2 separate regions of the Homo sapiens genome follow, and region 1 is linked to region 2. A link is a contact called in ENCODE Hi-C or POLR2A ChIA-PET data. All regions are on one chromosome and are shown on one strand. Each heading gives the region's core, a stretch centred on a gene start or an enhancer-like site at or near the end of the contact. The rest is flanking DNA. Distances are from core to core; before and after follow the strand shown. Region 1 has its middle 44 kb from the start of CFAP54. Region 2 overlaps LINC02452 (long intergenic non-protein coding RNA 2452).

Evidence for each region. Hi-C counts contacts between places; a loop is a spot of excess contacts on that map. ChIA-PET counts read pairs that join two places held with the same protein, here RNA polymerase II (POLR2A). Pooled maps may share reads with other maps.
Region 1: a pooled map shows a loop between it and region 2 (3-fold over the local background). The contact joins two enhancer-like sites. A Hi-C loop is called at or near these places in 11 of 50 pooled maps. POLR2A ChIA-PET finds 5 or more read pairs at or near these places in 4 of 52 experiments (GM12878, activated CD4-positive, alpha-beta T cell, activated CD4-positive, alpha-beta memory T cell and 1 more).

What each region holds. Positions count from the first base shown.
Region 1 is chr12:96,443,015-96,448,160 of GRCh38, reverse strand. No RefSeq gene overlaps it. Among named protein-coding and RNA genes, the nearest start is that of CFAP54, 44 kb to the left of the region's middle. Within about 2 kb of position 2,265, at least 13 of the 41 ENCODE cell types and tissues checked have a DNase peak (open chromatin) inside an H3K27ac peak, as active enhancers do.
Region 2 is chr12:96,163,394-96,168,511 of GRCh38, reverse strand. LINC02452 (long intergenic non-protein coding RNA 2452) reads left to right here. Exons shown (of 3, transcript XR_945239.3): 2 at 3,081-3,205. Among named protein-coding and RNA genes, the nearest start is that of LINC02452, 6.5 kb to the left of the region's middle. RefSeq lists a silencer at 1,927-2,221. Within about 2 kb of position 2,716, at least 4 of the 41 ENCODE cell types and tissues checked have a DNase peak (open chromatin) inside an H3K27ac peak, as active enhancers do.

The DNA of each region.
Region 1 (5,146 bases), core at 1,016-3,515, 280 kb before region 2:
CTTGAGGTCGGGAGTTTGAGACCAGCCTGGCCAACATGGCAAAAACCCGTCTCTACTAAAACTACAAAAATTAGCAGGGCGTGGTGGCAGGCACCTGTAGTCCCAGCTACTCAGGAGGCTGAGGCAGGAGAATCGCTTGAACCCGGGGGGCAGAGGCTGCAGTGAGCCAAGATTGCACCATTGCACTCCAGCCTGGGTGACAGAGCAGGACTCCATCTCAAAAATAAAAATAATAATTAATCTTATGCCCTATTTTTGTCCTCAAATTTGATCAAGGCAAATTCACCCAGAACCCACTATTAAAATGGGACATAATTGTGTTGAGGAGTGATGATCATGGAAACCATTTTACTGATTCAGGCTAATTAAGTAAAAAAAAAAGGGGGGGGGGCTATTTTAACTTCCTCAGATATGTGATATATCTTTGAAAATACAAGGTAAATTCTTCTTGTAAATGTTACAAAAAGGGCTACAGATCCCTTAATAAAGATTATTAGACCTTTATCCATGTACAAGTTCTTTTGTTTGTTAGTTTAATAATGCTACTGCTGGTTGATCAACCAAGCTGTTTTAGGAGCTCCACAGTATATTAGCAAGTCTGTAAAGTAATAGATAATTAGTCCTTAACCAAAAAAAAAAAAAAAAAAAAAAAAAGGAGAATGTCACAGCCCCCACACATCTGTTACTTGTCAGATGTCTATTACAGTGGCTGCTCCAAATGCCATTAAAGTGAAACCTTGAATTCTTGCCTATTTATTCTCACAGTCTGTTTATCAACTCTTCGTATTCTAAAGCTCCATACACTTGTTTTCTTGTTTTTTATTACACTATTAATTTCAGCAATTACAATGTATGGCTTAGCTAGAGGAGTTTCTACAGTATAAATATTAAAAATAGGCCGGACGCGGTGGCCCATACCTGTAATCCTAGCACTTTGGGAGGCCGAGGTGGGAGGATCATTTGAGGCCAGGCATTCAAGATTAGCCTGGTCAACATGGTGAAACCCCTTCTCTACTAAAAATACAAAAATTAGCCGGGCATAGTGGTACGTGCCTCTAATCCCAGCTACTCAGGAGGCTGAGGCAGGAGAATTGCTTGAACCCGGGAGGCAGCGGTTGCAGTGAGCTGAGATCACGCCACTGCACTCCAGCCTGGGCAACACAGTGAGACACTGTCTCAAAAAAAAATACATAAAAATAAAAATCACACAAATGTATGAAAGGAAGATTGATGGAATATTATTTTAATAACAGCTATGAAGTACAGAAGATACAGAAATTTACTAGGGAAAATTAAAAGTAAGTAAATTAGAAGAAACAGGAAGTAGAAGGTGATAAAGAAGAATCATCCATCTGCTAAATTAGTAACTCTCATTCAATGTGGATTTCAATACAGTATTGTTACTCCACATTACTAAGTTCACTGAGAAGATATTTTAAGTGGCAACTTCCACTGTTAAGTTTAATTACTTTTACAAAGTAAGCCAGTCAGATTCCTCAGATGCCAGACTCTTAGTTATATTTTTCAGCAGGCCATAGCATCTCTAATACCCAGCAAAATCCAGGTTACCACAGACATAACTACTTCTTCGAAGTAGTCCAACCCTGTCTCTTTCACTAAACTAACTTGATTCCCTTGTTAATTTTGTATAAATGTTCTCCATGGAAACAGCTCCTTGTTAGTCATACTGAGAAAGGAGCAAAATAACCTGGCTGCTTGGGTATACCAATTACTATTATCAGTAGGTTTTTTGGTTTGTTTTTGTTTTTTACTCTCTTGAATTAATGAATTTGCTAGACGTCAAAGGAGACTTCAATGCTTATCAAACACAATCTTCTGTATAGATGGTTTTCCCATGAATGAACCCAAGATTTCCTATAAGAATTACACAATATGTGTTGTTCACTTTGCCAAGTCTTTATCTTGCCTATGATGTAAAGCTGAGCTCTGAGAGGGAAATACTGAGAGAAGGGTCAGCCGGAGGCCCTGAACCAACTTCATAGTTGCAAGGGGAAACTGACTAATCTTAGAAATTTGTTTTTCCTTCCTTGTCCTAGGCTTAATCCAACTGGAGGAAATTGACTGGCATTTCATTATTTTCCTTTACAATAAGCTTGGAGCAAGCTGCAGAGGAAACTAGTCAGGTCAGAGCAGAAAGGAAACTGCCTAGTACCTTCGTCAGTTTCCTGTTGCATCTGACTGATAGCAGAACGAAGAGGATGTGATGTTATGGTGCTGGGGTTTGATTCTGAGATGCTGCTGATAAAGGCTCCACCTTCCATTCAGTGGCTAGTGATTCATGGTTTTCTACTGACCTAATCTAGCTTCAGACTTCAGAGCTTTCCCTTTAAGAATCCCTTAGCTAACTAGAATTTCAACTGCTTATGCTGCGTAAGATATAGAGAGCCTAGAATGAAAATCTATTATTTATAAACAGCTCCCTGGTAATCTATCAAGCTCCAGAAATACACAAGATCTGTCTCCAGGGAAATTAGTTCCTTCAGGCTTTGGTCTGCTCACCACAGACATTTCCATGGGAAAAATGTCTTCTGATTTAGTCAAGTGGTAGGTAGGAGTGTTTTAAAGACATTTTGTTAGAATCTGTATCCCAAATATTCCTTTTTTCTTTCTTTCCTTTTAGAGACAGGGTATGGCTCTGTCGCCCAGGCTGGAGTACAGTGGTACAATCTCCACTCGCTGCAGCTTCAATTTCCTGAGCTCAGGCAGTCCACCCAACTCAGCGTCCCGAGTAGCTGGGACTAAAGGTGTGCACCACCACACCCGGCTATTTTTTTTTTTTTTTTTGTATTTTTTTTGTAGAGACAGGGTTTCACCATGTTGCCCAGGCTGGTCTGAAACTCCTGGACTCAAGCGATCTGCCCACCTTGGACTCCCAAAGTGCTGAGATTACAGGCGTAAGCCACCATGCCATGTCCAGCCCCAAATATTCTTAATAGGGCATATGACCATTCTATTTAAAAATTTTAATGACTTCTCCTTGATTTAGTATAAAATTCTAGTTTCTTTACAAATAATTTGAAAGCCTTATACTATCTATTGCCTACCTACCTTTCTAGACTTATTTCAAACTATCCCACTATTTTTTTTTGAGACAGAGTTTTGCTCTTATCACCCAGGCTGGAGTACAGTGGCACTATCTCAGCTCACTGCAACCTTCACCTCCTGGATTCAAGCAATTCTCCTGCCTCAGCCTCCCAAGTAGCTGGAATTAACAGGCATGCCCCACCACACCTAGCTAATTTTTGTATTTTTAGTAGAGATGGGTTTTCCCCATGTTGGCCAGGCTGGTCTCGAACTCCTGAGCTCAGGTGATCCGCCTGCCTCGGCCTCCCAAAGTGCTGGGATTGCAGGTGTGAGCCACTGCACCCGGCGAAGTTTTTTTTAAAAGAGTCCATACATAGTGTTCCAAGTTTTTGGAGCTTGGGCTTAGGCCGGGCTATCATCCTAAATGTCCTCACCATTTCTGTTTTTGTTTGTAATTCAAGTCCAGTTTCAGTTGCTTCTTCATTAGGTCTTCCACAACTACTTCGGGTACAAAGAAATTGCACAATCACTGTAGTATTTATTATCTCTATTTCTCATTTGGCCGTTAACCACTTCACAGAGGGAGCGCATCTTGATTTTTTTTTTTTTTTTTTTTTTTTTTGAGATGGAATTTCTCTCTTGTTGCCCAGGCTGGAGTGTTTGTCGATCTCGGCTCGCTGCAACCTCCGCCTCCCAGGTTCAAGTGATTCTCCTGCCTCAGCCTCCCGAATAGCTGGGATTATAGCCGCCTGCCACCATGCCCGGCTAATTTTTATATTTTTAGTGCCGACGGGGTTTCACCATGTTGGCCAGGCTGGTCTCGAACTCCTGACCTCAGGTGATCCACCCACCTCAGCCTCCCAAAGTGCTGGGATTACAGGCGTAAGCCACTGCGCCCGGCCTCTTGTGCTGTTTTATTATGCGGTAGTGATTCTTAAATCTTGCATTCCTGTTTAAGTTTGTATTATTTTGTAATAATTTCAGGAGGAAGATTATATGTCTTACTTCTTTCTATGCCTTCACACCATATAAAGACCATATAGTGTCTTCAATCATATTTTAGATTAATTTATTGAAAGCACAAGTATTAAACAGGTACAAACATAACCATGTATATATTTAAGTGGAATACAATGATCTTGCACTACAATAAAATAATTATTGGCTTGGGCAATTTAAATAGGTTAAATTCTTATAGACTCTCAGATTTATAATTTTACAGGAAATGCCTTGACCATTTTAACCAACCAATCAACCAAGTTATTAAACAAGCAAAAGCAAACAGAAGTTTCTAAGTTTGGCTGATAATGATACCTGGTTTGTTGACTGCACCTGTGCAGATATAGCTTAATTGACTGTAACAAATATACCATTTGAGTGTAGGATGTTGATGGTGGGGGAGGCTGTACCTGTGTGGAGTTAGAAGGTACATGAGAAATCTCTGTACCTTCTTCTTAATTTTGCTGTAAACTTAAAATTGCTCTGAAAAATAAAGTCTATTAAAACAACAACAAAAGGGCGGGCGTGGTGGCTCCTGACTGTAATCCCAACACTTTGGGAGGCCGAGGTGGGTGGATCACCTGAGGTCAGGAGTTTGAGACCAGCCTGACCAACATGGTGAAACCCCATCTCTACTAAAACTACAAAAATTAGCTGGGTGTGGTGGCACGCACCTGTAATTCCAGCTACTCACGAGGCTGAGGCAGGAGAATTGCTTGAACCCGGGAGGTGGAGGTTGCAGTGAGCTGTGATCGCGTCATTGCACTCCAGCCTGGGCAACAGAGCAAGACTCTGTCTCAAAAACAAAATAAAATAAAATAAATAAAATAAAACAACAACAACAAACAAAAAACCTTCTCAGCACTTGTTGTATTGAACCATTTACGTACCACACCAGATTGCTCAGTAGTATCTGATCCCCACCCCCAAACCTCAGTCACTTGACAAGTTTCCACAATCATTGTGATAGAAGAAGGAGTTCCTGTGTAGGGCATGGCCTGACAAAGAGGGACCTTTGTATATTCACATTGTCTGGGATCCCTGGAGGCTGTGCCTTCACCAGAAGCTTCCAGGAGTCATTAGAAATCACAGAAGGGCAAAA
Region 2 (5,118 bases), core at 1,467-3,966:
AGGCGAGATGGTGTCATTGCACTCCAGCCTGGGCGACAGAACGAGACTCCATCTCAAAAAACAAAGAAACAAACAAAATATATGAATATAAAACAATATAAGAGTCTTTTTCTAAGTGACTTATAAATTGGCTTTGAGGATTAGCCCACACAAGGATTTGGGACAAGGAGTTCTAAAATGTTTTCTGTAGGGGTGTCATGGGAAAAGGAGCAGGTCTTCCAAGGGGACCAGTTAGATGGTGATGGCCGGTATCTGAATGCAAAGTTTCCAGTAAATGAGTTTTAAAGACAATAATGTTGGTTTATAGTAATATTTTATACAATATTGGACTTTTACAGGAAACTATTTGTAATCATAGTGAATTTCATTTAATAACCTAATAACTTGATTGTTTGGTACTCATGTAGAAATTGTAGGTCTTACATGATTTGGGGCTGTTGGAATCCAAGATTTTCTTCCCAATTGTTATAAGCTTTCTCCAATAGTTACTTTAAATTTGCCCATTATTGCTTTCTCTTCTCACTGTTTTCCTTTAACCTGATACTTGCTGACAATTCACCAGAGAGGTGAGCCCCTTGCATACTTCTAGACTTCCTGTACATGTTTTATCAGAGCAATAATGATGACTGTTCACCCTCATTACGGGTAAAATAAGTTAAGACAGGCTCAGGCCTAGGTTAATATGCTTCTAACTTTGACTCTAAATGAAACCTGTGTTTAGGAAGAGGGTAGCTGAGGAATCACATGTCCATAGGGGCCAGGCAGGTAACCTAAATGTATGAAGAGAGCTGGCTGTAAGAAAAGCAACAGGTGAGAAGCCCTACCATCAAAGTGGAAGCTTGGAACTGAGTCATCTGCTGGGCTATTTTAGAGACCCCCTGCTCAGAGGCCTGCTGGTCTTGGAGTGTGGCAGGCCTGATTCCACAGGTGGAGGCCACAGCCCTACTGGGTCCTGTGAGAAACAGAGCTTGGAGAGCCAGGGGAGTCCCTCTCCTGGTTCATCATCCTTAGCAGGACTCCCTGGCTCGCTCAAGCTCCATCTGATGCTCAGCCTTGGATTAGAAGGGCCCTTGCTGCCTCCTTTTCATGGGAGTTGAGAACCTCCTGAAGCCCATGCAGGACTTTGGGCTCAGGTCAGCTTGGGACTCAGGCTTATTTTTCTGGAAATGTAGCAGACTCTAAAATGCTGGCTTCCAGAGATCAAGGACTTGTATATTACTGTATTCAGGACTGAGCCAGCTGGCAAGCTGTAGTGGTTACTAAAATATCAAAATGCACCAAGTGACTCAAGGGTTAACACCTGACACAGGAGCAAAGGGCCTCCAGCACAGGCCCAGCAATATCTCCAAAGTCCTCCTGAAACCCTGAAAAACAAAACTGGTGAGTTAGGGTGAAAGCCTTCCTGTTACATGTGTTGAAAATCACCCCTGATTGTTCTTCAAATGTAACTCAGTGCCTGGCACCTTCTATAAATGAATGAACACATGAATGAATGAATGCATTAATGAATGAATGAATGAATGAATGTAGGGCTGGAGGGCAACAGCTGTTCAATACGTGTGTGTTGCATGAATGAGTCTTCATCTGCTGTTTTCTGAAAATGCAGGCATTCCTTACACACAGCAGAGCTCTCTGAATCCATCTTAAATAGCATTTTACACTGGTTTGAGAACTCAAGGTCACCCTCTTACTTGTACCTGGGCTTTTATATAATACGCTTTAATCACCTGCCTGGCAGCTGTCAGGAAAGCTTTCTGTTGTAACATATCCAGGGAAAAAGTCATATTTTGCTTTACATACTTAAGTGAAAAATTGGTCCCTGGCTGAACATAATGGAAGTCATTCGTTCTGGAAAAAGCAATTCAGAAAAAGATATCCCCTAAAAATCTAGCACAGTCCACTCAGAACTCCATCCTCTGATGGGCTGGGGAAGATCCTTAGACTTATGAGCTATTTTGAGGGGGGTAGGGGGTACTTTAATTTCCCATAAGGGCAAGTGTCTAGGAAATCTGTCTACTAACTGTAACTGTTTGCTCCTGAAATGTGTGATTGGCCCCATCTGAGAGGTGACGGATGCTCCTTTTAGTGCCTGGCAGTCCCCATTACAGCGAGTGTGGAAGTGACTTCTGTGATCCCTAGCCAATGTGAAGCCTTTCAGTCAGGAAGAAGAGTGGAGAGAAACTTCTTACATTTCAAAGTTTGCCCTTGAGAAGGCCTTTTCCCTCACGCCCCTCTTCCCAAAACCAGGGAATCTGATAACATTTTTCTATAATTTTTTTTTTGTCACCTATCTATGTAACCAGAGGCAGAAAGGAACGACTTGGTTTAAAACACAAGGCCGAGGCATAAGGTGGCGTGAGTCCCCAAAGCTGCTCCCTGGTTTCATCTAGGCCCTCTTCTTTCAGATTTAGTGATGGAATTCTCCCTGTTAGAGCCGTGGTTTTCATAACCCTAAAACCAGAGCTGTGCGGCCTCAGGGTGGGCAGCCGAGATTCCTGTGGCAGCTTCTTCTGAGCCCTGGGGGGTGGGAGGACAGACGGCAAGCGGGGTGGAAAGGGACAACTCCAGCCCTCACTAGTTACTTGGGGGTGGAGTGAGGATACATTTCTTGTGTCCCTTATGGTTGAGTTTCTCAAAGCTCATCTCTGGCTGAAACCAGGGAGCCGAACCAAACCCCTGCCTCGTGGGAAGCAATGATGTAGCCACTTTCAGCTTTTGTTCAAATGCTCCTGAAAGGGAGCCGCCCTATCACACACGGAACTTCAGGAAAGCTCATGCCCTCCCCAGAAATGACAAATGGAAAAGACAGAACAGTCTCCGGCCAGGCCAGGATACAGTCTCTGGAAAGAGATTGTTTTTGTCTCCATTGCCATAGAAAACACATCCTTTTAACTTAATAAGTAGGGAAACAGCATAATCACACGCGCTGGAGGTTACCAAGGTGAACAGAATCCAAGATTAAAATCTGCCAGTCCAGGGGTGCATGGAAGCATGGGAGGCCCAAAGAGGAAATCTAGTTTGCTGTTGGTAAATTTTTTTGGATGCTGTTTATGTTTGAACTTTTCTCTGTTTTCCTGTAGAAACTTCCGTACCCTCTTCCTGTGTCCCTACAAAAGCCTGGACAATGCAGTCCCAGCCCTGCTGCAGAACATGGGCAGGCCCCACCTTCCTCCTTCCTGCAGGGATATCCTTTCCTATAGAAGAGGTAAGAATGTAAGGTTCATGTGAAAATGTGATTATATTCCTTATCTCAGTCATTTCATGATTTGCTGTTTGGCGACAATAAGTCAGCCTGGCCACATTCACAATAGAGGTGGCCCCGGTTCCTAGTTTTGGCTCGTGCTGTTTTCTCAGCTGAAGAGGGCAACCGGCTGTTAAAAACGCTGCCTGTTTTCCAGGATCTTATCAGGAGTTCATGTCTAAGGCCAGAAAGAGAAGGGAGGGCTCCATTTTTTTTCCTCTCTCCTCATTGTTTCCAACTGAATTGGCAGGAAATAGGAGTCCTCCACCTGTCCCTCTCGGGAGCAAAATTGATTCGATTCCATTTTTCAGATGTATCCGCTACCACCAGAAATTGGGGACATTTCCGCTCACCCCAAAATGAATGCGTTCCTGGATTGACACAAATGACATCTTTCAGAATTGCAAATTAATCACATTTAAATGGGGATGTTTGGGACGGGGGATTGGTGTCAATTGCCCCACAGAATCTCAGGTTTGCTTTCTCTTCTCATTCACCCTTTTGTGAAGTGCCTTTTAGGGCTGTGGGGCTTGACTGACTCCAACAAGTTTGTGTGAATGTGGTGTGTGTGTGTGTGTGTAGTGTGTGTGAATGTGGTGTGTGTGTGTGTGAATGTGGTGTGTGTGTGTTTAGTGTGTGTGAATGCGGTGCATGTGTGTAGTGTGTGTGGATGTGCTGTGTGTGTGTAGTGTGTGTGAATGTGGTGTGTGTGTGTAGTGTGTGTGAATGTGGTGTGTGTGTGTAGTGTGTGTGAATGCGGTGTGTGTAGTGTGTGTGAATGTGGTGTGTGTGTAGTGTGTGTGAATGTGGTGTGTGTGTGTGTAGTGTGTGTGAATGTGGTGTGTGTGTGAATGTGGTGTGTGTGTGTGGTGTGTGTGAATGCGGTGTGTGTGTGTAGTGTGTGTGAATGTGGTGTGTGTGTGTGTGTGTGTAGTGTGTGTGAATGTGGTGTGTGTTTGTGTGTAGTGTGTGTAGTTTGCATGTACCATCAATGGCGTGGACACTCAGAGAACTGAAATCCTTCGCTCAGGGTCTCACATAAATCAAAACAGTTCCCTTTCACAGCTGCCTTAGAGCATATGTTTCAGGCAGGGTAATACAGGATCCAGACAGAAGCTAAGTCCATTTCTCAAGACTCATAGTGGGCTTGTGGTTGACCTAGTATTTTCCACTTAACCCAGTTCAGCCAATTCAGCCAATTTGAACAAAAATCAGGGTCTGTCTAGATGCTTTATTTCATCTAAAAACAACCCCAGATGATTCTATTTTGAGGGGATCAATCATTTTACTACCTAGAGAAAAAGCTTAAACATAGGAATTACATAAACCACAGTATTCCATAAACAGAAGGACCTTCCTACTCAATGTCAACACTTCGTGTTGGAGCTTAGACTCAGAAACTGGGCAGTTGCTAGATGGAGCCCTGAAACAATCCATTTCCAACTACCCTCAAGAGCACAAGAAGCAGAAACAGCATTTTGATTCCACCCTAGTGGGGTCCTGGTTTTCCCAGGTCACATTATCCTCAATCCAGGGTCCTGACTAAGACCAAAGAGGTCATGCTCCTGCCCCATCTTGTTTAGGAACTCCAGCTCCTCACACCCACTGCAACCATGGTGGCTGCCTGTGGTTCTTGTGTTGTGTGAGGATATTTGCAGGCAGGACAAAATGTTCCAGACTCCTTCCTCCCTGTGGGTCCTAGGGGACCCATGAGGTATCTGTGCTCCCAGAGCTCCCTGCTTCTTGACCCCCTGGGCTGTATTTGATGGGAGCCACCCGCCTCTGCCCCACTCATGCTCATCCTTGGGTACCCAACTGATGTTCTAAATATGGATGTCAATAGACGGGCCAAAAGCCACGTAGATAGAAAGAGTGTT